Linked DNA regions of Mus musculus: regions 1 and 3 are each linked to region 2. The links are chromatin loops, found by intact Hi-C in ENCODE. Cell type or tissue: left cerebral cortex. All regions are shown on one strand.

Region 1 (8,000 bases), 180 kb after region 2:
AGGCTGGGGTCGGGTCATCATGGGGTACGTATGAGGAGCGAACCCTGGAGGGGAAAACTGGGTCTGGAGAATCAGAGTCTGAGGGAAGAAGGGGCCGGGGGCTGGTTGAGACCCCTGCATGACTTCCTCTGGCCTACAGCCTATCAGTACCAGCTGGCCCTGGAGCGATATGAGTGGAACGAGGTGAAGAACGTCAAGTCCATTGTGCCCATGATTCATGTGTCCTGGAACGTCGCTCGAACGGTCAAGATCAGCGATCCTGACTTGTTCAAGATGATCAAGTGAGACCCCTGTTTGGTTACCAGCCCGTCCCACCTGGCTTGTTCCCCACCCTTGTTCTTCCTGGCTCCCCATTCTTCCCCTGCGTCTGCAGCATGTCCTTAAGACCTTAAGTGTCACTGTGCTGGGGACATGACAGAAGCCCTGCTCTCATCTCATAGCCGTTGTTTCCTGTGGTCCAAACACACACACAAAACCTTGAAATGTCAAGTGTGACATATTCAAGACGGGAAATGCAACTCAGAAACGAAAAGAAAGGGAGGGTTGCCCAGGGAAGTCCGTGGGGCTAGGGTCTCTGGAGCTCCACCCCTGCCCATCTGCCATCCTCCAGCCTTGGCACCCCGCTGGAGCCTTGTCTCAACACCCACCCTTTGGGTCTTGCTCAGGTTCTGCCTCCTGCAGTCAATGAAGCACTGTCAGGTACAGCGGGAGAGCCTGGTGCGGGCAGGGAAGAAGATCGCTTACCAAGGCCGTGTCAAAGACGAGCCTGCCTACTACTGCAACGAATGCGACGTAAGTGTGCAAGCTCTTCCCCCTGCCTGGAAGAGACCTAACAGTAGTAGTGACTTCTTAGTGACAGCCGCTTTCTCCTGGCCAGGTGGAGGTGTTCAACATCCTGTTCGTTACAAGTGAGAATGGCAGCCGAAACACGTACCTGGTGCACTGCGAGGGCTGTGCGCGCCGTCGCAGCGCGGGCCTACAGGGCGTGGTGGTGCTAGAGCAGTACCGCACGGAGGAGCTGGCGCAGGCCTACGATGCCTTCACACTGGTGAGAGCGAGCGCCTGGGCTCCAGAGGGGGCGCGGGAGCGGCCGGTCCCCATCCGCCCACCACTGAAGCTGCCCACTTTCTCCCCGCAGGCTCCCGCCAGCACGTCTCGATGAGGCCGGACGCCCCGCTCGCCCGCCCACGCTGGGCGCGGCGGGGCCACCAGCACACGCCTGGGCTGGACCTAGGTCCCGCCTCTGGCCGGGAAGGGGGTCGGGCCCAGCCCTTCCACCCTATTGGCAGCTCCCCTCACTTAATTTATTAAGAAAAAAAAAATGTTTTTTTTTTAACAAATACGAGGAAAAAAAAAGGAAAAAAAATGGGAGACGGGGAGGGGGCTGGCAGCCTCTCGCCCACCAGCGCCTCCCCTCACCGACTTTGGCCTTTCTAGCAACAGACACAAGGACCAGGCTCCGGCGGCGGCGGGGGTCACATACGGGTTCCCTCAAGCCTGCCCGCCGCGCGCCCGCCCGCCGCCCGCCGGCGCAGACGTTCGCGGCTCGTTGTGTACATAGACGTTCGGCAGCCGAGGTTTTTAATGAGATTCTCTCTATGGGCTTTACCCCTACCCCTGGACCTCCTTTTTTTTTTTTTTTTTTTTTTTTTTTTTACTTCCAATGCTAGCTGTGATCCCTGTATATGTCTCTTGTTTATTCACTTGGTTATGATTCGTATTTTTGTTCTTTTTGTTTTTTGGTTTTTAATTTATAACAGTCCCACTCACCTCTATTTATTCATTTTTTTTTTCTCTTTTTTTGGGAAAACCCGACCTCTTACATCCCCAAGCCATCCCTCCTGCCTCTTTGGGAGGCCCACTCCTGGGCCTTCCCTGCGCCCCAGTATGTCCGGGCTTGGCCCGTCTGTCTCCGCCCGCCCGCGGCTCCAGCCGGGCTCTCATGGTGCTCAAACCTGCTCCCCTCCCCTACGTCCTGCACTTTCTTGGACCAGTACCCCCACTCCCGACCCAACCCCGACCCCACCTGAGGGTGAGCGACTCCTGTACTGTAGGGGAAGAAGTGGGAACTGAAATGGTATTTTGTAAAAAAAATAAATAAATAAAATAAAAAGTTTTAAAGAACTATGAGGAAAAGAAACCCTGTCCTCCCCAGCCTCGGCCATTTTAAAAACATTGGACACACACACACACACACACACACACACCTTTTTTAAGGCGTGAAACATCCCAGGGCAGGGCCTCTCTGGGGCAGGGACACCCTGGGGTGATTTTCTCTGGGGCTTTATTTTCATTTTCTTAGTTCGGTTTTTTTCCCCCCCGCTGGGGCTGCGGAGGGGTGGGGGGGTTTACAGTCCCGCCCCCTCGCACTGCACTGTCTCTCTGCCCCAGGGGCAGAGGGGGGCTTCCCATTCCTACCCTATTTTCGGTGATTTTTGTGTGAGAATATTATTAAAAATAAAAGCAGGAAAAAAAAAAAAGAGACCCTTGTGTTTTGATGATGGCTGTGAAGCATATCAGTTGAAGGGTCGAGGAGCTAAGGGGAGGGCGATGCAGCCTCCGGAGGTGGGGAGCCCCTCCTCAGAGGAGCCTGTGGAATGTCCAGACCCACAGTCTGCCCCTTAGGATGGGGATGCCTAATCCCAGAGCCGCATTCCAGGATAAGGTAGTGGGGGGCGGGGTGCAGAGAGACTGCCCCGGGGGAGGGGCAGGAAAGAGGGCTATAAGGACTGCAGTCGTGTGGGGCGGGAACCAACCAGGCCATGGCGGAGGTCCCCGGAGCCCAGCGCCCCGTTCTCGCTGGCGGCCCAGAGCCTCGGGATCCCCTAGATTGCTGGGCCTGTGCAGTGCTAGTAACGGCTCAGAATCTGCTGGTGGCTGTTTTCAATCTCCTCTTGCTGGCACTGGTGCTGGGGACCATCTTGCTACCTGCTGTCATCATGTTAGGCTTCGGCTTTCTCTGCCACTCCCAGGTAAGCATACCAAGGGGTATGCGTGAGTGGTGTGTGGGCGGCGGGGGTGGGGGGGTGTCTGAGCCACTGCATCCCCACTTGGGCTGTTTCCTCCTGGGCAGAGTGGCCCATTCTGATGTCTCTTATCCGCACAGTTTCTGCGCTCTCAGGCACCCCTTTGCACCTCGCATCTGCGGGACCCAGGCTTCACAGCCCTGTTGGTCACTGGATTCCTACTGCTCGTGCCGTTGCTTGTCCTTGCCCTGGCTACCTACCGCCGCCTCTGCCTGCGCCTCCGCCTGGCCGACTGCCTCGTGCCCTACAGCCGAGCCCTCTACAGGCGCCGGCGCATCCCACAGCCGAAGCAAATCCCAGTCTCACCAGGTTCTCGGTCTGTTCCCACACCGGGAAAGGTCTGGGTCTGAGGTGCTTAGAGTCAAGAATCCTGTCGATTGCCCTCCTGGTCTCTCAAGGACTTGAAACAAGCCCAGGGGTGTACTGCCCAAGCCGGTTCCTTACCGCGGCCTGAGCCGGATCCTACCATCCCTTTGATGGAACAGCTGAATGTGGACGTAGAGCTGGCGAAAATTCCCATGTCCCAGAAACGTCATTCACATTTGATTCCTGAACGTTTGGGCTGGACCCTGCACATCTTCTTTCCCTTCCCTATTGTAAATAAGAGAGCTGGACCTTGTGCCTTCCTTTGCTGGTGCAGCTCCTCCAAAATTTACAGGACTGAGGGACAGGGCTCACACAAATAAGAGAGAAGCCATCACAAATAATAAAAAAAAATTATAAAATGAATGCACTCTGTGAATACAGGGGTGGCACATATCCAATCGCTCCTGCACTGGGCTCAGGAGTAGGAAACGAATCCTCAAGACTACAAATGGGCAAATCAGAGAGCATCTCTCAGCATCCTGCCTTTTCCTTATCGCATTAGTCCATTCTTCCTGATCAGACCCCAGAGTTGTCTGGCCCTGACCCCAAAGTCACTTCCCCATTAATAGCGCAGAGAGGGCCTTGTTTCGGCTGCCTACCCAGCTCCCCTTGGGGACCCGAGCCCGTTCTCTGACCCCAGCTTAAAGGAACTGAGTGTTGCCAGGCCGGGGTGGGAAACAATGGATCTTCCGGGGCAGGATGACACCGCTTCCCGCTAGAAACTGAAGCAGGAGCGTGGGAGGGAAGATGGAGGGGCCCACCCTAGGGCCTGCTGCCTTAAGCTCCTAACTTGAGGGAGGGTTTGGTTCTTCTAGGCATTGGGGCAGGTTGAGGAAGCTCCTGAACTCTGATGAACCTCTAAGGGTGGGGTGTGCTAGCCCTCCCCTGACATTGGACCTACACACAGACACAGGCCACTTTGGTCATAGGGTTTAATGGTCTCAAAGAGAAGTGCAATTGTGGTCAGAGATACGGGCCCCCCGACAGACTCTCCCTTTGGACTTCAATAGAAACGATGTGGTGTCCTGGTACCATGGCCAGACCCAGCACACGGGGTTCGCCCGCAGAAAATGAATCTGGAAAAAAAAAAAAAAGTCAGTATCAGAACAGCAGGCAAACATCCGTCTCGCCCCCAGAAAATAAGGGGGTGCAGTAAGGCCTGCAAGAGGAAATGCCTTGCAGTGAATTTCCGCCGCATTCCCGAGGAGGTAGGTGTGTATTCCCTGGACACTGACCAGAAGGCTTGAGGAACTCTTGCGCAGAGCCCAGGATGACATTACAGTCGCGATCAGTGCACAGGAAGCAGCCGACTAGTGTCCTTCCATCTGTCATACGGATACGCATGGTCTTGTTGAGCAATGCCTCTAGTTGCTGCCGTGCACGCGTGGCCGGCGAGTCCTCCTGTTCCCCATCAGAGTCCTGCTAGGGCAGGACAAGCACTCAGACACCTAGGATCGGCAGCACGCCCAAGGAACCACAGTTCCCAGCTGCCCTCGCGGCGCTGCCAGAAGCCCGTGGGCTGCTGGGAATTGTAGTTCTCCTTTCCAACCTCGCCACCCCCTTTCCCCTCCCCGCCCGGTGTCGCTCCCCGACTGCTCGTCCAGAAACCAAGCCCACGCTAACCCCGGCGCTGGAGCTGCTCTGACGCCGACTGCAACAGCCATTCTCCTCTCGTAGTAGCATGGTCGGCCCAGCTCCGGCCATTGGCCCTGGGACCTCTTTTGGGCCTTAAACTTCCTAAGAGCGTTTTGGGGGATCGGCGCGTCAGATCTCGCGAGTGCTCCCAAGCGCTTTCGTGAGATCACAATTCCTCCTCGCCTCCGGTTCCGCCACTGCAGATCTCGCGAGATTTTATTTCATGCCAGGTCCCTACATGCCTACTGGGCTACGAGAAGAATATCGCGAGAACTTTACCTGCAATTGCTTAAACAGCTTTTAAACGCCTGAAATCTGGTGATTAAAAAACCCTCTATTCTAGTCTCCTCGTCGATACTTTCTGTTACCCCTAACTCATCTAGCCTACACTCCGTTATGAAACGGACTGTCTTCATTTCCTCTAAGAATGAATTCAACCACAGTAGGCTCGAAGCCGGAATCCGGAATGCTTCCGGTGGACACGCGCAGCCCAAACCCCGCCCTACTTACGTATAACTAACTACTGTGGCCGGTGGCCGGAAAGGGACAATGGTTTCCATGTCAGCGACAAACGCACTTCAGGTAGTTCTTGGACCTGATAGTTTTAAGATTGCGGAGGAGCGAGAAGGTAGCTGAGGGAGCCTGTGCCTCTTGTAGACCAGGAGCCATGCCGCGCCGGGGCCTAGTAGCCGGGCCAGACTTGGATAATTTTCAACGTCGGTATTTCACGCCGTCAGAAGTAGCGGAACACAACCAGCTCGAGGACCTATGGGTGTCTTACCTGGGATTTGTTTACAATCTAACACCGCTTGTCGAGGAATTCAAAGGTAAGGGACACACGGTAGGGAAGGGCTGGAGAGCTGGTTCTGGCCCTTGGGTGGCCGGCCATTGACGGCCTCTGTTTCTTTTTAGGGGACCTACTGTTGAAACCCATCCTGGAGGTCGCAGGCCAGGACATAAGTCACTGGTTTGATCCACAGACTAGAGACGTAAGTTCTGCTGGTATGGGGTCGGTGGAAGCGGCACTGGAGAGCAGAGGAGGGATGGCGGGGAATAACTCGAACTCGAAATAGTGATTGCTCCGATCCGTCTCTCCAAATCCTTGCTTTTGAAGATTCGCAAGCATATAGATCCACTCACTGGTTGCATGAGATACCGTACCCCGCGGGGCCGCTTCGTACATATCCCGCCGCCACTGCCCCGTTCAGATTGGGCCAATGATTTCGGAGTACCCTGGTGGAAGGGGGCAAATTACCAGGTGGGACGACTGTCTGCTCGGACCCGGAACATCCGTATTATTAACACTCTTGCAACGCAGGAGCACACACTGCAGGTGAGCTCTGGCGCCTGGGGACGTACTAGAGGAACCAGAAATCATTTCTGGGAGTTAACACGACAGAGGAAAGCAGATGGTCCTGGTACCCAGAGTTGGAAATTCCAGAAGTATGTTTGTATTACAGCTCCCTCAGTCTCCTTCATAGCTCTAGGCCAGCATCTTGGTGGTGGTCCTTGGAAGGGTTTATATGCTGTTATGGACCCATTGTAAATGAGAGACACCAGCTTTGACTCTATTGAGTCATTTATTTGTTAGAAGTGATAGGACTTGGTGTCTTTATAGTATGCTGTAGCATCAACTTTCCTTACCTGGGACTGTGGGATGCCTGAAGAGTGCTATCTGGTAATGGAGGCACTCTGATTCAAGCTCTGTCATTTCTGGTGACTGATTCTCTTCTTTTTTTTTTTTTTTTTTTTTTTTTTAAGATTTATTTATTTATTATATGTAAGTACACTGTAGCTGTCTTCAGACACTCCAGAAGAGGACGCCAGATCTTGTTAGGGATGGTTGTGAGCCACCATGTGGTTGCTGGGAATTGAACTCAGGACCTTCAGAAGAACAGTCGGGTGCTCTTATCTGTTGAGCCATCTCACCAGCCCCGACTGATTCTCTTCTATTATTATTATTCCCAGTTTCCTTAGAGCAAATCCTGAAAGATCTAGGTTTAAGGACCCTTCTGGCCTTTGGAGTGTGTGTGTGTATCTGTGTGTCTGTTCCAAGCAGAATTCTAGAGGTGGACACTTCTGTATTCTTCAGGTGGGGGCTCAGGAATCAATGTGGGAAATCCTACACCGCTATCTCCCCTATAATGCACATGCTGCCAGCTACACATGGAAATACGATGGGAAGAATTTGAACATGGATCAAACCCTGGAAGAAAACGGGATCCGGGATGAGGAAGAAGAGTTTGACTATCTTAACATGGATGGTAAACTTCACACACCTGCAATACTGCTCTACTTCAATGATGACCTCACAGAGCTCTAGGAAAGGAGATGTGCGTGTAGACTCAAGATGTTGGAGTTTGCCTCTTTCTGTGCCTTGAGGGAAAGAGGTGTGGGTCTGTGGGGCCTGGCCTACACCTCTGTTCCCTTCTGAGAATCAGTCCGTGGTTCTTGGGCCTTTCTGACATGCAAGGGCCTTATCCCTGGCTCCTTTGTTCATGGGTGATTTGCTCAAAGAGTATTAGAGGGGTCCTAGAAAGAATCCCTGTAAGAGAGCTAGAGTCTCTCAGGAATATGAGGAGGAAGTAAGGCTCAGGCAAAACTTTTTAGTAGTTAGAGACACAGTGACGAAGGGATGGAAGAACTTTTTTGGCAAAGGTGAGAATGTGATGTAGGAAGGTGAGATTTACAAAGACAGGATTTGGAAATTAGCATCACCAATCATAGGTGGGTGGCTGACTTCTTCTCTAAAGGTCTTTACTAGTTGGTGCCCCAGGAAACGTGAATGCAGTTAATTTAGGATTGAGATTTTGCTGGAGTTTTACACTGTTCAACTCAGCTATCCTATAAGGTGACTACATTATTCTTAATTAAGACTAATTATCTATTTCACAGATAATTCCTTAGGAATTTCCCAAGGTTCTGTAGCACAAGTGCACATTGTCAGTTACGGCAGAGCCACAGTGCCCAAGC
Region 2 (8,000 bases):
TTCCTTCCTAAAGCTTACCAGCTTTTTATCCAGGTCTCAAATCGATACCAAATTAATAACTAAGGAGTCAAATTTACTTCTGTCCCTTCCAACGTCACTTTCTCTAAGGAACCATCGCTTTCGCACCTTGGAAAATGTCACTTTTGGAACTTATTTCCCCCTTTCTTGAGACAGGGTCTCACTATGTATCCCAGGCTGGCCTTAAATTCATTACTGTCTTAACCACAGTAGTGCTGGGATCCTAGGCATCCAACTTACTTCGAGGCTTGTCCCAACTCTAAGAAGCCAGGCGGTGGTGGCAGGCACCTTTGATCCCAGCACATAGGAGGCAGAGACAGTTGGAGGCCAGCCTGGTCTACAGAGGGGAGTCCCAGGACAGCCAGGACTACACAGAGAAACCCTGTCTCAGGAAAACAAATTATGATTCGAACAGAATAAAGGATTGCGAAAAAGGACGGAGGGCACAGTCAGTCGCCCTTTCTCCGTCTCTTGAAGTATTCCCAGGAGGTTACTGCTGTGAATGACATAGATTTCTGTTTGATTCCAATACAGCAATCCATGGACCAATGGCACTTGGTCAAGCTGGGTTTAACCTGTTTTTTGTGGTCTCAGGATTTAAACCAAGGGTATCATGTTTGCCAGGTGAAATAATCTACTCCAAGCCATATCTCCAGCTGTTTGCCTTTCTGAGACAAGGTCTTGCTAAGTAGCCCAAGTTACCTCAGCATCCCAAGAGTGTTAGCATTAAAGGCACGGGCCATCGAGACGTCCTCATTTACCCATCAGGAGAAAGGCCAGTAGGCTCTGGTTTGCCAATGTTAACTTTTGTACTCTTTCTCTGTTTTTGAAGACACTCTCATTTATCTCAAGTCAGCTTACAACTACCCAGGGAAGGATGACCTTGAACTCCCTCTATGTATGGTCTGGACACTGTGGTCTGGAACTCGAGACTGTCGAGGCTTCCCACTGCTACTCAACTGTAGCAGCAGGTTATCTTGTGTCAGTGTGAATATTAACATACGTGACATATTTTTCTTTTTGAGATAGGGTCTCCTTGCATATCTTTGGCTGGCCTGAATCTCTGATATTGACCTGCCTCGGCCTCCCTAGCTTTGGGGTTAAAGGCTTGCAGCACCCGGTCCCAGTCCAGCCTGGCTCCTTTTTTCAGTCAACACGGTAACATTTATTTGAATAACATTTACAGTGCAGGGTCATATGTAAGCTACAGATGATTTAAGCATAATTTAAGTGCATATACTACCCATCCCAGACATTCCCAAACCCCTCTGCAGTAAATTATTCAGAGAAGAGAAACTGGAAGAGCAGGGTAAATATCTTCCAAAGTTGTCTTTATGTAAAAAAAAAAAAAACAAAAAAACCAATTTACATATATCTACATTTGTAAACAAGATGGGGCCTAGGGGCACCTCCTTTTGACTTCGGGTTGGGATCTTTTAACATTCACAAGAGAGTCCTTCACTAAATCCAGTCAAAGAGATTGCAAGAGCAGGGAGGCTATTTGCATAAGAAGGCATCCCTGGACCGCTGTGGCTGTCCAGTCTAACCTTCACAGCTAGGGTTCCCTTCGCGCGTCAAAGTTTAAGTGAAGTCATTTGTATACTTTCTCAATGAACTGGAGGATCTAGTCTTCCTTACGGCTTTACAGCTGAAGCCACGAAAACAAAGTCCCCCCGCCTCCCGGTCTACCTATCATTTATTCTTTAGACCGAAACTAAATCTTCAGATGGACAAAAAAATTTACTTCCCGATCCAAGTGCAGTGTGGAAATAGTATTTTTACAAAAGAAAAAAAGGCACGCACGATGTCTGGTGCGCGATAAGAAACTGTAATGAAATGACCTGTTCTAAAAATTGAAGTGGCGGGGACAGGCATAGCCCACGCCCAGGCAGAGTCCCGCCACCTCCCGCTGGGAAGAACCGGATGGTGCGGGCTGACTGCACTTAGGACCGCCGGGCGCCCGGGGCCCAAGCCCGCCCCTTCCGCTTTCAGGACGCGCGGAATGCGTTAAGCAAGGGAATGGCTCACCCTAAAACCGGATACTCGGTAATTTGCTTTTCCGGCAGGAAGAAACGACCTATCGGCGCACTCTTTTAAATAAACACCTCCTCCTTTGCAAAAGCAATAACCAAGTAATCCAGAAAAATAAGATGTCGAGGACAGCAGTTTTCCTCCTCAAACCACAGAACCAGCCTAGAATCCATTTCTCCCCTTTCGCTACTCCCCCGTCGCCGGGCGAGCAGTGATCTGCTCCGAAAACAAGAAACCGGAAATGCTCCTGCAAGCGGCAGAAACGTAAAGGAGCCAAACAATAACAGGGCCGGCGGGCCTTTCAGACCAAGAGGCTGAGTCGGGCCCCGAGGGCAAATACTTCTGGCTAGCACCGCTAGTGCTTCAGGCTTTTCTTGGATTTTCTTCATCTAGCAGGGTCGAGAAGCGGCTGGAAAAAAAAAGAAATCACTCCAGGGACAAAGGTCCGGAAGTTGCGGGACCTTAGCAGCTAAGGCTCCCCGGATCACCCCGATCTCATCCAGGAACGGAACCCAGGGTTTCATTAGGATGCTATGGGGGGTCTTAAGTCTTAAGCTATGAATCTCGAAAAATCTTAAATCCTGGTGCTTTGTGCATGTTATTTCCGGAGCTTCCATCACCTAGCAGCGGGCAGATAAGTGTGTACAACGCGTAGCGGAGAGAAAACCCCTTAGGCCATCTCAGTGGTCCCTATATGCTCTACTTTGCAGGTGCATGACAGTGAGGCTCGTCGGTCCTAACATCATCATCATCAGCTACCCTCACTACAGCATCTGACATATACACTCCCGTTCATCCCGCCCGCCAAGCTTCCATTCCGCCCATCTCCATCGCGCTGAGTCCCCCCACTGCCCCACCCCCAAACCCCACGGTTTTCTCTAGTTTTATGGATGCAAACGGAGAGAGCCAGTGACCGAGAGGTCTCGTCACGCTCATCAATTACTTACCCAGTCTTCGGAGAAGCGTGACACCCTGCTGGGAAGGAGGAGGATGAGGGCCTGAATGCTAGGTGCCCCCTAACTGTAGTCGCTACCTACAGCCAGGATGGTCCCAATGAACTGAAGCTACAGAACTTTAGCCAGGGTGAGCACGTGGGAGGGGAAAGTCCCAATCCCAGCAACCCCCGCGAGACTCCTGGCACAAAGCTGGATAGTCGCCATAACAAGTAAGGGCAAGTCCTTCCGTGGGTTGAGGGCAAGAAATGGAGGCGGGGACTTGCAGAGTCAGGATTCTCCCTGAGATGTTGCCCTCAGCAGGAACGCTTTGTGAAAAGTCGTCTAAGATATAGAGCTGTGAGGGCAAAATGGGTGGAAACCGATTCGGAGGACTCCTGCCTCTGTGTCAAGTATAAAGAGTGGAAAGAATTAAGTTTTTATCGTAAGTGGACCGCCACTGTTCTGAGCTCTGTGCTCTTTCCTATCCAGCTAGATAGTCATAGCCATCTTTTTGGATTTTTAAGACAGAGTCTTTGTAGCCAAGGCTGGCCTGGAATTCGCGGCCGTCTTCCTGCTTTAGGCCTTCCAAGTACAGGGATGAACCAACACGGGCCCCTAAGTTCTTTTTCCCCTCATTAGCTAAAATGTCACTTTAGAAAGGCTTTTCATAGTATCTCAATCTAACGTGTTCTCCGAGATACTTGGTATCGCACCACCGTGTTTAATTTCCTGTACAGTCCTTATCACTCTCTGTAAAGACTGTTTTCACAGCCTTTAATTGCACAGCAACGAAAACTTTATGGAGATTAAGAACTAGAAAACATTGCTATTTTTTTCCCAATGCCTTGTATAGTCCTGGGTTAGGCAGTAAGAACTTGATAATAAATGTCGAATGAATGAAGGGAGGGCGGGGGAGAAAGGGAAAGAGAGGAACAAGAAGGGGGGAGAGATGGGGAGAAAGGAAACCTGAGGTTACGGGATTCAAAACAAGATAGTCAAGAGGGGCAAAAACTGTAGAAATTATGCGCCCTCTGCAGGCCAGGGAGGATAGGCGCTTTAAGAATTACCCCCAGGGGACGGTAGGGGGCGCTCGTGTAGTTTTCGCCAAGGCCCAGAGTTCAGACTACAACTCCCAGAAACCTCTAGGAATTCTCCAGCGCTTGAGGTGTAGGCAAAGTCGTTCCTTCCCGCCTTCCCGCTCGGAATCGGAGGAGGATGCGGAGAGCCTATCGGAAGGTGGCCCGACTCCCGCGAGAGCAAGAAGCCCTGGCGGCGCCTAGCGACCCTAGGCGCTTGGCTTTGGACACTCGTTCCCTGGTGATTGCTTTAGGTTCGGCTTACATTTTCCGGAAGAGGAAAGCGGACTCCGGTCTCTGAGCATCCCTGGGAACGGTAATGCACTCTAGCCTCGGCAGCTGGTAGCCGGCTCAGCGAGACTTGCCCGACCTCTGCCTTCCGGGGGCTTACTCTACAGAATGAAGACGTCGGAGGAGCGACTCTTAGCTCCGGATAGCCTCCCTCCTGACCTGGCCCCAGCTCCGGTACCCCAAGGTTCCCCAGCGGAGAAAAATACAGACTTTGAACCGGTGCCTCCGCCATGCGGTGGTGATGACCAACCCCAGCTAGCCACAGATCCCGTGGCTAGCTTGGTTGTGTCCCAGGAGCTTCAACAAGGGGACTCTGTACCTCTGGAAGTAGAATTTAATACTTCCAGTGAGTTGAGTCCTGGAATCGAGGAGCAAGATGTTTCTGAACATGCGAGTCTTCCCGGAGAAGAAACGAATCTCCCCGAGTTGGAGTCAGGAGAAGCCACGGAAGGTGTGTCTGAGGAACGCGCTGAAGTGGATGAGGGGGACACGTAAGTGACACTGGAATCTGAGGAGCCTGGACCTGTGAGAACGACAGCCACCGGTCCTCAGCACCATTTTATTTCCATTTTGCTCTGACGACCCACGTTTGCTGTTTCTCCATCTCCTTTCCAGCTTTTGGACCTACAGCTTCTCGCAGGTACCCCGATACCTCAGTGGTTCCTGGTCCGAGTTCAGCACCCGCTCCGAGAACTTCTTGAAAGGTTGCAAGTGGTAAGTACGATGGGCAAGGAGATGGCCATCTTCAGGAGTTTCCCCTTAAAACTTAACCACACATACTTGGCCCCTTTCGGTGGGACGACAGTCTTGTAATCTCAACTGTTGGGAAATGGAGGCCTGGTTTGTCCACAGAGTGAGACCCTGTCTTAAAATAAAAACAGTAACAAAGTTGGGCGCATGCCTTTAATCTCAGCACTCTGGGGGAAGAAGCAGGCAGATGTGTGAGTTCCAGGCAAACATGGACCATGGGTCCAGTTCTAGGACAGCCAGGGCTACTTAGAGAATCTGTCTTGAGGGAAAGCAAAACAAAACAAAAGCTAAAATCAACCCCAGGGTTTCTAGAAGTTGCTAGGGAGCAATAGACTACGGGTGATACCGAGGTTAAGGTTTTCCCTGCCCTTCCCCTGTGGATGCGTACTGCCGTGTATCGTATTGTGGATTTACCTCAGAGTGGCCAGCATCCTGGTCCTTTTTTGCTTTATTTTGAGATAGGGTCAAGTTGCCCAGACTGGCCTGGAGGTTGGTTCTCTGCCTCAGCCTCTCCAGGAGCTGGGCTTACAGATGTGTGCCACCACTCTCTGCACGAGCTTGTTTCCCTAGAGCCGGGTGTCTTCTCAGGGACTCAGAGGCTAGCCATGGCCCTCGCACTACAACCTTGAAATCGCAGCTCTGTTTGGGTTTTCTAATTTTCCTGTATTTTCAGGGCCCCTGACGGTTCCTGTATCTTGACCAATAGTGCTGATAATGTCCTTCGGATTTACAACCTGCCCCCAGAATTGTACAGTGAACAAGAGCAGGTGGATTACGCCGAAATGGTAAGGGTAGGGGCCTTTGCCAGCCCTTGCACTTTAGAGCCCTCCCTGCAAGTGAAAACTGTGTGTCCATGCGTCACCTGTTGACAGACAGGATTTTCCCTCACTATATACATCATTTTCTGCCTTGAATTATGAAGTCATTTAAAGACTAGTCAGGAGCCGGTGTTTTCTGTGACATTGTGTGTTTCTAGAATGATTTTTTTCAAATGGTGCTGGGGAAGTAGCTCAGTAGAGTGCTAGCATAGCATTACACGCGAAGCCCATGTTTGAGCCCCCACACTGCATAGACTGCTGTGCTGCCTCACTGGTAACCACAGCTCCCCAGAGGTGGAGAAGAGGTAAATTCAAGGCCATCCTCAACTGCAGGACGCTAGAACCCTGCGTTGGGCTTGTGTAGACATGAACCATGACTGAAGACCCCTGTGTTGGGCTTGTGTAGACATGAACCATGACTGAAGAGCTGGTTGTGTTTTTTGGGGGCAGTGTGCAAATGCATATCAATAAGTAAGGTTATTACACGGCCTAACAAATGCTCTCAAAGCCCTTACCTCAGCCTGTGGCGAGCTACAGTGCACCCGAGCAGTGCTGTGAGACTCCATATCCGTTTGCTCTCTCCCTCTTTTCCTTTAACCCCAGCGCTTGGAAGACAGAGTTTCCAGATCTCTGGAGTTTGAGGATGACCTGGTCTACTGAGGGAATTCCAGGACAGCTAGAGCTATATGGAAAAACAAACAAACAAACAAACAAACAAACCGTGTTTTGAAATAACCAAACCAAGTTTTTTTTTTTTTTTTTTTAAAGTGTGTGAGTGTGTGTGTGTGTGGGGGGGGTGTGCTTCAGAGCTGAGGGGGGTGGTCTTCGGGTGTCAGGCAGGCAAGAGAACGTCAGGTGAGAATGAAAACTTGGTTCAGACTGGCTTCCATCAAGGTAGATCAGGATGCTAGGGAGGCTGATCTCAGGCAGTGAATGCAGTATAATTGGAAAACGTTTCCTGGTGTAATGCAATCTCCGGGACACGAGGAAGCATAATTGCATAGAAACTTGACTTGACATGTCATTTTGTCATTTGTTCCAAGAAGATCTAGGGCCTAAGGAAGCGTCTGGCCTTATCTTGGTCATACAGATGCTATAGAGGTCGTTTGGGATATTAGCCACTTGTAGTCCTGGTTGTGGGAGCCTGGGGAAGCCCCTGGCCATACAGATGATGTGAAGGTCATTTAGACTATTAGGTATCTCAGGTCCTGGCTGTGGGAGCTTGGGGAGCCCCTGTCTGTAAGGCTCATTTAGAGTACTAGCCACCTCTGGCCCTGGTTGAAGGAACTTGGTATGGCTTAGCCCAGCAGATAACAGATCACAGGACTATTAATCACTTCAATTCCTAGCTTTCTGGATGGAAGAATAGGGTTTTTACCTGTAGACACAAGGACCTTTGTGTTCCCAGTAGAGAGCCACGCTGGAGTTGGTAGGTACTTTGAAGGCATCTGACATGGGTGCTGGGGACTGAACTTGGGTCCTCTGCTAGTTAAATGCTCTGAGCCATCTTTTCAGCCACCTCTTTTTGAGACAGGTCTCATGCTGGCTTCTAGCACGTTATGTGGCTGAGGCTAGCCTGATTTCCTCCCTCCTTTCAAGTGCTGGAAACTAACAGGCATCATTTGTCACACCCAAGTAAAAAGTTGGATTTTTTGTTTGTTTGGTTTTTTTTTTATATTTAAAAATTGTTTTAATGCATATGAGTTTTGTCTGAATGTACATTTGTGCACCACATACATACAGGGCCTATGGAAGCCAGAAGATAGGTCAAATCCCCTAGGACTAGAGTCCCAGATCACTGTTAGCGGTCATGTGGGCAATGGGAATTGAACCCCAGGTCTTCTAGAAGAGCAGTGCTCTTAACTGCTGAGCCATCTCTCCAGCACCCTCACTCCCCCACGCCTTTGAGACGATCTTATGTAGAAAAGGCTGGCTTCAAACTCAAAGCAGCTGTATAGCCAAGGACAGCCTTGAACTCCTATCTGCTGGCTCTACCGTAAGTGCCGAGGTTGTCTGCCTAGTGCACACAGACCCTGGTTGTCTTTGTTTTGTTTGTTTGTTTGTTTGTTTTGAGATGGGGT
Region 3 (8,000 bases), 83 kb before region 2:
GAAGCAGGTGGATTTCTGAGTTCGAGGCTAGCCTGGTCTACAAAAGTGAGTTCCAGGACAGCCAAGGCTACACAAAATACCTGTCTTGAAAAACCAAAAAAAAAAAATTCAACTGGTTGGTTAGGCCTAGCCCAGATGATGTAGGTGTCAACTCACCTTGGGGATGTAGGGAGATGGTTGTTCTGTAGCTCTTCCTGTCCTGCAACTAAATAAATAGGCTAAGCTGACCTCTTACATCTGCCTTCGGCCTCCTGTGCTAGGATTGGAGTGCATGGGTGGGGTTGCATTTCTTACCAATGAGGAAAGGGCTTCCCATTTCTCTGCTGCATTGTAAGCTCCCAAGTAGAGCAAGTTTTGCTTAGGTAAGTTCCGTGTGAGTCAGCTGCCTCATTCTCACGAGGTAACCAAGGCTTTGTACCGCCCACTGAGAACGTCACTGCCAATCACAGCCTAATTGTGAAAACCAATGGCTTGAGTGGGTTGCTAAAGCTGAGGTGTCTGAGTCAGGTTTGGGGTGGGATTATTTTAGTTAAGGGAAGTGAGGCTTTTCATTTCCTCTTCCAAGAGAAGGCAAAGGGGATTGGATTGAGGAAGGAACTGGTGTAGCCTAGCTGGTCTGAGCATCTCTGCCATGCGGCTCCCTGTGTGTCTGATCTTGCTAGGACCGCTTATAGGTAAGGAGAAATGGGAGGTGGGGGAGGGAGGGCTCATGGGCAGGAGCCTGCACCTGGGTGGCCAACCAATCTCTTACTGAAAGCCCAAGGAACAGAGGAAGACTGTCCTCACAAAAAGGCCGTTACTCTCCTGCCATCCTTCACGATGACACCTACAGCCACAGAAAGCACAGCCAGCCCTACGACCAGCCACAGGCCCACCACCACCAGTCACGGAAATGTCACAGTTCACACCAGCTCCGGACCCACAACTGTCACTCATAACCCTGCCACCACCACCAGTCATGGGAATGCCACAATTTCTCATGCCACAGTTTCTCCCACCACAAATGGCACTGCTACTAGTCCAAGATCCTCCACTGTTGGCCCTCACCCTGGACCACCTCCACCCTCGCCTAGTCCAAGGTCCAAGGGGGCTCTTGGGAACTACACGTGGGCCAACGGCTCCCAGCCTTGTGTTCAGCTCCAAGCCCAAATTCAAATCCGAATCCTATACCCAATTCAGGGTGGAAGAAAGGTAAAGCTAAAGTGGGGCTTAAAGAGGGCAAGAGGCAAGTCCTGGGCTCGTTCAGCAGGGAAGAGGAAGAGAAGAGGAGGGGATAAACTGGATGGAGCATTCTTGTGATTTCAGACCCACCATTGCACTTCTACAGGCTTGGGGCATATCTGTTTTGAATCCCAACAAAACCAAGGTCCAGGGAGGTTGTGACGGTACCCATCCCCACCTGTCTCTCTCATTTCCTTATGGACAGCTTACCTTTGGATTCAAACAGGTATACAGCTTGAGTTTGTCTCTATCCTCTATTCTTCCATATCCCATACCTGTACCCCCGGAGCCTCTGTTCTTGCTCTGTGGACATGGATGCCTCTGTCCCTGATGCCTTGAGTCTTTCTGTTCACCTTAAGGACCTACATCAGAGCCCGAGTACAGTCTACCTGGACTACATGGCGGTGGAATACAATGTGTCCTTCCCACAGGCAGCACGTGAGTAATCTCTTCTCCTTACCACACTAAAAGTCTAGGCTGGGCGTGCTGGGCTGGTGGGGAGGACTCAGGAGTCAGGACTGGATTTGACTCTTAATTACTAATTACTGCAGAGTGGACATTCATGGCGCAGAATTCATCTCTTCGAGAGCTCCAAGCTCCCTTGGGCCAAAGCTTCTGCTGTGGAAATGCAAGCATAGTTCTTTCTCCAGCTGTTCACCTTGACCTGCTCTCTCTAAGGCTACAGGCTGCTCAGCTGCCTGACAAGGGACACTTCGGGCCATGTAAGCCCTACCTACTTCTTCTTTCCTAGAGCTCTCCCATTGCTCTGGAAACCTTCCCCAGAACTCTTTTTCTAGACCTCCGCCTCCTCTACAAGACTGCCTTATTTCCCCTTTGCTGACTGCTCTCACCTATGGGTTGGCTCCTCAGCCTTTCTTCATCCCCTTTCCTCTTCCGTCCTCCCCCACCTCCCACCTTTAGCCCGTCCACCACTGCAGCAATTCTCAGGGATCCCATTATTCTGCCAGGTTTCTCTTGCAACCGTGACCAGTCCCTCTTGCTGCCTCTCATCATTGGCCTGGTCCTCCTCGGCCTCCTCACCCTGGTGCTCATCGCCTTCTGCATCACCCGCAGACGACAATCAACCTACCAGCCCCTCTGAGCATCTGCCCCAGTCCACTGTGTAAGCCACCAAGGAGCGCCTCATCTCTTCACCATGCCACTGACTCAACAGTTACCTTCCTTCTCTGTCTTTAGGAACACAATGAAGAGATTTTATAATAGGGGTGGGGAATCAATAAACATGAATGGTACCTACTACTCCTTTCTTTCCTCATTAAGAGTACAAACACTTAATGAAATCTTTTCTCTTGGCTTGCCTTGTCCTGCCGGGGCTAAAAGCCACGAGTTTCTTGTCATATGCCTTCCTGTGCCTTCCCGTGGCTGAGTCACCAAGAGACAGCTGGCAAGAAGGGACAAAAGTACCAGAGAGTGACCAAATGCCTTCATTGGTTCATCCCTCAATGTCCTGTGACTGCTGGTGAAGCTGCCAAAATTCCCTCCTCCCTCTGGGGCCAATGGCTGCCTAGTCCCTTACAGAATGAATCATTCCGACCTGACACCCTGTTGCTGACCCTCGGGGCGCAGCTAGGTACAACACAACTAAAATATGAGTAGGTGGCTGTATTAATTTATTTCAAAAGTGGTGACTGAACAATGAGATTCCATGTGCACTGTGGCCGGGGCTAGTTCACTGAGGAGCCCACTGGTGCAGCCGACTTCTATGAGGCTGTGCTACGAGGAACAACTTCAGGCCTCGCAAACACATCCCCGAGTACCAGAAGGAGAGGGAGCGGTGGCAATTGCAATCTGCCCTTGTCCAGATATAAAAAGGGATTTTTCAGACAGCCACCCACTGTACCAAAGTATAAATTCTACTGTTTATAGTAGGACATGGTTCAACGGATGGGAGCCAAGGATGGGTGCCTTTCCAATTTAACAGTCCCATGAGGTTACAGAAATTCTTGGACCAGAGCCCCCACACAGCAGAGGTACATGTGACATTATGCCCTGACCAGCAACTACATTCCCCTCACCCCCAAAAACAAGGAACTGAGAAACAGTTTAGGAATGCCCTACAGCCTGAACCAAGAGTAGGTGTCCTGGCAGTGTGGTGGAATGTAGATGGCTCTCTTCGCCTAACCCTAGGGGCCCTTTCCCAGACAAATACTGGAATTTTGCTCGCACCCTCTGGGTTCCCACCTAGACACAGCAGACTGAGGTCCCCTGTTGTGTCAGGGGTTGCTCTCCTGCAGCGGAGCTCGCCCCTTACGGATGGCTGTGAGCCACCATGTGGTTGCTGGGATTTGAACTCAGTACCTTTGGAAGAGCAATCGGCGCTCTTAACCGCTGAGCCATCTCACCAGCCCCACCGTCATCCTCTTAACATCTGGACAGAGGACGAAGCAGGGGACCAGAAAGAAGGCCCAGCTCGGAATGGCTCTTTTGCGGCTCTATTCCCTCTGGAGAAACCAAGAGGAAAGATAAAGAGAGCTGCAGTGCTTCTGCTAGCGCCATTTTGAAGACTCGAACTCTTTTCCCTTTCAACTTCAAACACTATCAAGTTGGCCGAGATTAGACAAGATGGCGTACATGCAGGGGGGACAGGGCGAGGGGGCAGCATGGACCTTGCTTTCAGAACAAGAGCGTAAACAAAAGTGAGGAAGTCCTAACAGCGCAGGCGCCAAACGCGGACACGCTTTAAAATTCGAACGTCAAGGCGCGCACAAAAGCCTGCCTGGGAAGGAGACCTGTGTCCCCTAGAGGAGGCGGGCGAGCATCACGGAGAGGGAAGAGCAGCCCTGGCCTCGGGGACAGCAGGGCGGGGTGTGCGCGGCGCGCATGCGCGGCGCGGATAAATGGCGGGGGTTGTCCCGCCTGGCGGAAGCTTAGCTTTCCAACATGGCGGGGGAGGCCGACGGGCCGTTCAAAGGGCTGCTGGTGCCAATTCTTTTACCTGAGAAATGTTACGACCAGCTCTTCGTGCAATGGGACTTGCTTCATGGTGAGTTTTATTTCAGCCTTCAAGGTCTAGCTGGAGCAGCCTTGAACCGTAAGTTGGCGTGACAGTGGCGATTAATGTCACCGCGAAGCTGGGCAGAAGGCGGTTCTGACGAGGGCGGAAGTGTTTGGGGCCCTGCATAGGAAAAGTGCCATATTTGGGCATGAAGGGGTGTCTCCCGAAAAAAAGTTAAATTTGTGTTTTACAATCTCGGAAGTCTGTACCCAACCCTCATCCCTTTCTGGGCTGGGAGTCGAACTCAGGGCGGCATGTGCTACTCTGCTAACCAGGCTCTAGCCCCAGGCTGGAAAACTCGGAGCTTTTTTGTCGTACCCCCCCCCCCCCCCCCGACAGGGTATAGCTCTGGCTGACCTGGAACTCGCTCTGTAGACCAGGCTGGCCTCGAACTCAGAAATCCACCTGACTCTGTCTCCCAAATGCTGGGATTAAAGGTGTGTGCCACCAATCCTCGGCGGAAAACTCGTATTTTATAAAACAAAATTAAAACCCCAGCCAGGCATGTAGGCCTCCTTTCGCCCCAAGCACTCAACTGACAGAGGCTCACAAATTTTTTTTTTTATCCCCTCTCTCCAGCACCAGCTTCTGGAATTTACTATGTGGCACAGACTGCCCTTGAACTGGCAACAGTCCTCCTGCCTCAGTCACTAGAGTGTTGGGAGTATAGCACTTTTCCTTTCCTTTTTCTTTACAAAGGCCTTTGATAAGCCTTCTCCATCTCTCTATTCTAAGTGACTTTTGGCTTACAATAGTCAAGACGCCTTCCTGGGCCAAATGCCCACCAGGTCAAAGATTCAGTGGTAGAGAGATTGCCAGGATCAGGGTTTTGTAGGCAGCAGCTCAGCTCACTCGCTGCAATCTATTGAAAATCAGCCCTGGACACAGGGTTTGAAAGAAAAATGTTTTTTAAAAAAAATTAGAGAAATTGCCAGGAACTGTGGCCCACACCTTTAATCCCAGCCCTTGGGAGGGACCCAGAGGCGGGAGTTCAAGGACAGCCTAGGCAACTGGATGAGTTCCAATACAACCAGGGCTGGCTACACAGAGCAGCCTTGTCTGGAAAAACCAAGATAAGAAGTAAATGATAGGGGCTGGAGAGATGGCTCAGTGGTTAAGAGCACTGACTGCTCTCCCAGAGGTTCTGAGTTTAATTCCCAGCAACCACATGGTGGCCTACAACCATCTGTAATGGGATCCAATGCCCTCTTCTGGTGTGTCTGAAGATAGATAGCTACAATGTACTCACACACATAAAGTAAATAAATAAATAAATCTTTAAAAAAAAGAAGTAAATGATAGAGATAGTGGAAGAACAAGGATAAATGTCCTGGAAGAGTGGGGACAACCTGAAGGTTCAGGAATGTATGAATGTGGGAATGGGGTGGGGGGGGAGAGAAAAGAGTCAGGGAACGCCTGTGGGACTGGAGGGGTGGCTTGCAAGGCTGGCAACCTGGGTACAATTCCCGGAACCCACAGAAAGGCAAAAAGGGAGAACTGGCTCCTCAAAGTCTCTGACCTGAACACATGCACCTATGTGCTCACACACAAAATAGGGTTGTTTTATTTTTTATTTATTTTTTAATATTTATTTATTATTATACATAAGTACACCGTAGCTGACTTCAGACACACCAAAAGAGGGCGTCAGATCTCATTATGGGTGGTTGTGAGCCACCATGTGGTTGCTGGGATTTGAACTCAGGACCTTCAGAAGAGCAGTCAGCTCTCTTACCCACTAAGCCATCTCGCCAGCCAGGGTTGTTTTGAAATGTAGATTTTTTTTTTTTATGTGTGTCTTTTCACTTGTATATGTGTGTGTATATGTATACTATACATGACTGCAAGGGCCTGAAGATGCCACTGGAGCTGGAGCTACGGGCATTTGTGAGTCACTGGAGAAGGATGCTAAAAATTGAATTCAGATCTTCTCTGCAAGAGCAGAGATGTGCTCTTAACCACTAAGTCATCTTTCCAGTCCCAAATGTTTAAAATGTATTTCTGTTGTGGTATTCCCTTATATACACTCAGGTCAACAGAGTTGGCAGCAGAGCCATCTTGTTGGCCTAATGATTTCTTTAAAGATTTATTTTTGTTTTATGTACACTGGTGTTTTGCCTGAATGTATGTATGAATGAGGGTGTCAGATCTCCTCGAAATAGAGTTAAGAGTTGTGAACTCCATGTGGGTGTCAGGAATTAAACCCAGGTCCTCTGGAAGAACAGTCAGTACTCGTAAACACTGAGCCATATCTCCAGCCTTTTTAATAGTTTCTCTATATCACCCTGGCTGGCCTGAACTCACTATGTAGACCAGGCTGGCTTTGAACTCACATAGCTGTCCTTCGATCCCAAGTGCTAAGATTAAATGTTTTTGCCACCACACCTGACAATAGTTTTTAAGTATTTGAGATAGGGTCTCACTGTGTAATTCTGGCTGGCTTTGAACTCAGAGATGATTAAATAAGACTAAAAGCCTGAACTACAACACACATCCCTTATGACTTTTTAAATTTTTTTTCAGCCAGGCGTGGTGGCACACGCCTTTAATCCCAGCACTCGGGAGGCAGAGGCAGGCGGATTTCTGAGTTCGAGGCCAGCCTGGTCTACAAAGTGAGTTCCAGGACAGCCAGGGCTAGAGAAACCCTGTCTCGAAAAACAAAAAAAAAAAACAGAAACAAAAACAAAAAAAGATTTCATTTTTAATTAATTTATTATGTGTAAATACATTGTAGCAGTCTTCAGACATCCCAGAAGAGGACATCAGATCTCATTAAAGATGGTTGTGAGCCATCATGTGGTTGCTAGGATTTGAACTCATGACCTTTGGAAGAGCAGTTGGTGCTCTTAACCTCTGAGCCATCTCTCCATTTTTAAAAGACATACTTTCTTAGTGCTTTTTTTTTTTTTTTGACAGGGTTTCTGTGTAGCCCTGGCTGTCCTGGAACTCACTCTGTAGAACCAGGCTGACCTCGAGAACTCAGAGAACTCAGAAATCCGCCTGCCTCTGCCTCCCGAGTGCGTCACCACGCCCGGCCTTAGTGCATTTTTGTTAGTACAGTTTATTAGGGGGGCCATGCATGGAAGTTCTGGAGTTGTTTCTGTCCGTCTACCACGTGGCTCCTGGGTTAATGAGGGATAAAAGTTAGCTTTTTAGTTACACAGGCATTGCTTAAGAATTCCCTGACCCTACTCTCCTCAGGAACTGGATGGCCTACTTCAAATGCTCCTCCTTCCAAAGACAAGTGCCCACACCATACATTTCAGAACCTTCTGGTTATCCTGGTCCTTCTGAAGGGGACAACCCTACTCTTTGCAGCCCTCAAAACTATTTTAGACGTGTATTTATAGGGAATGGAAGGGGGACAGGAAGGAAGAAGCTGTTGTGACAGCACACCCAGTCTGAATAGAAGATGTCTGTAGCAAGGATGTTTGCCCTGTCATCCCTACCACCCCCAGAGACTTACTGGTGTGGTAGGTGTGGTGGTCACGGGTGAGGGAGAGGGCAACAGCTCCTAGGAGCACTTCAAACCCTCACCTGGGCGCCAGAGGCCTCTCTGCTGACTGCTCTCTCTTCTCAGTTCCCTGCCTCAAGATTCTCCTCAGCAAAGGCCTCGGGCTGGGCATCGTGGCTGGGTCACTTCTCGGTACGTACAGCTCCTTCCTGCTGTTGGAGTAAAGGGAAGGGAGGTGAGAGGCTGAGGATGCCAAGGCTGGGGATAGAGTGCCCTTTCCTCAGCCCTGCTGCTTTGTCCACAGTCAAG

Evidence for each region. Peaks named below come from ENCODE experiments on the same cell type or tissue, not always from the same donor. Only the 100,000 strongest peaks of a DNase experiment are listed, where the experiment ranks them.
Region 1: it touches region 2 in a loop (2.4-fold over the local background); 3 of 42 quality-filtered maps call a loop at or near these places.
Region 3: it touches region 2 in a loop (2.2-fold over the local background); 5 of 42 quality-filtered maps call a loop at or near these places.

The regions. Positions count from the first base shown.
Region 1 is chr11:69,392,988-69,400,987 of GRCm38, reverse strand. It overlaps Cyb5d1 (cytochrome b5 domain containing 1), which reads left to right and starts at 5,642. Exons shown (of 4, transcript NM_001045525.2): 1 at 5,642-5,854; 2 at 5,940-6,016; 3 at 6,142-6,360; 4 at 7,120-8,000. The coding sequence starts at 5,695. The coding sequence ends at 7,350. Naa38 (N(alpha)-acetyltransferase 38, NatC auxiliary subunit) reads right to left here and starts at 5,197. Exons shown (of 3, transcript NM_030083.2): 1 at 5,016-5,197; 2 at 4,628-4,811; 3 at 4,317-4,468. The coding sequence starts at 5,096. The coding sequence ends at 4,356. It overlaps Tmem88 (transmembrane protein 88), which reads left to right and starts at 2,754. Exons shown (of 2, transcript NM_025915.4): 1 at 2,754-2,972; 2 at 3,107-4,472. The coding sequence starts at 2,763. The coding sequence ends at 3,376. It overlaps Kdm6b (KDM1 lysine (K)-specific demethylase 6B), which reads left to right. Exons shown (of 24, transcript NM_001017426.2): 21 at 140-281; 22 at 666-792; 23 at 878-1,048; 24 at 1,139-2,480. The coding sequence ends at 1,162. In left cerebral cortex, a CTCF peak has its summit at 3,284; DNase peaks (open chromatin) are centred at 4,099, 4,931, 5,212, 5,507 and 4 more places; H3K4me3 peaks cover 4,432 bases; H3K27ac peaks cover 3,956 bases.
Region 2 is chr11:69,575,512-69,583,511 of GRCm38, reverse strand. Wrap53 (WD repeat containing, antisense to Trp53) reads left to right here and starts at 4,263. Exons shown (of 10, transcript NM_144824.3): 1 at 4,263-4,842; 2 at 4,967-5,065; 3 at 5,775-5,886. The coding sequence starts at 4,460. Trp53 (transformation related protein 53) reads right to left here and starts at 3,153. Exons shown (of 11, transcript NM_011640.3): 1 at 2,997-3,153. In left cerebral cortex, a CTCF peak has its summit at 4,044; DNase peaks (open chromatin) are centred at 2,254, 3,188, 4,103, 4,607 and 1 more place; H3K4me3 peaks cover 4,298 bases; H3K27ac peaks cover 3,414 bases.
Region 3 is chr11:69,658,694-69,666,693 of GRCm38, reverse strand. It overlaps Mpdu1 (mannose-P-dolichol utilization defect 1), which reads left to right and starts at 4,045. Exons shown (of 7, transcript NM_011900.4): 1 at 4,045-4,225; 2 at 7,818-7,883; 3 at 7,996-8,000. The coding sequence starts at 4,123. Cd68 (CD68 antigen) reads left to right here and starts at 524. Exons shown (of 6, transcript NM_001291058.1): 1 at 524-674; 2 at 758-1,191; 3 at 1,328-1,447; 4 at 1,581-1,659; 5 at 1,773-1,943; 6 at 2,190-2,481. The coding sequence starts at 632. The coding sequence ends at 2,323. It overlaps Mir1934 (microRNA 1934), which reads right to left and starts at 3,651; the gene lies at 3,569-3,651. In left cerebral cortex, CTCF peaks have their summits at 3,987 and 5,420 (motif pointing left); DNase peaks (open chromatin) are centred at 443, 835 and 3,993; H3K4me3 peaks cover 1,712 bases; H3K27ac peaks cover 2,430 bases.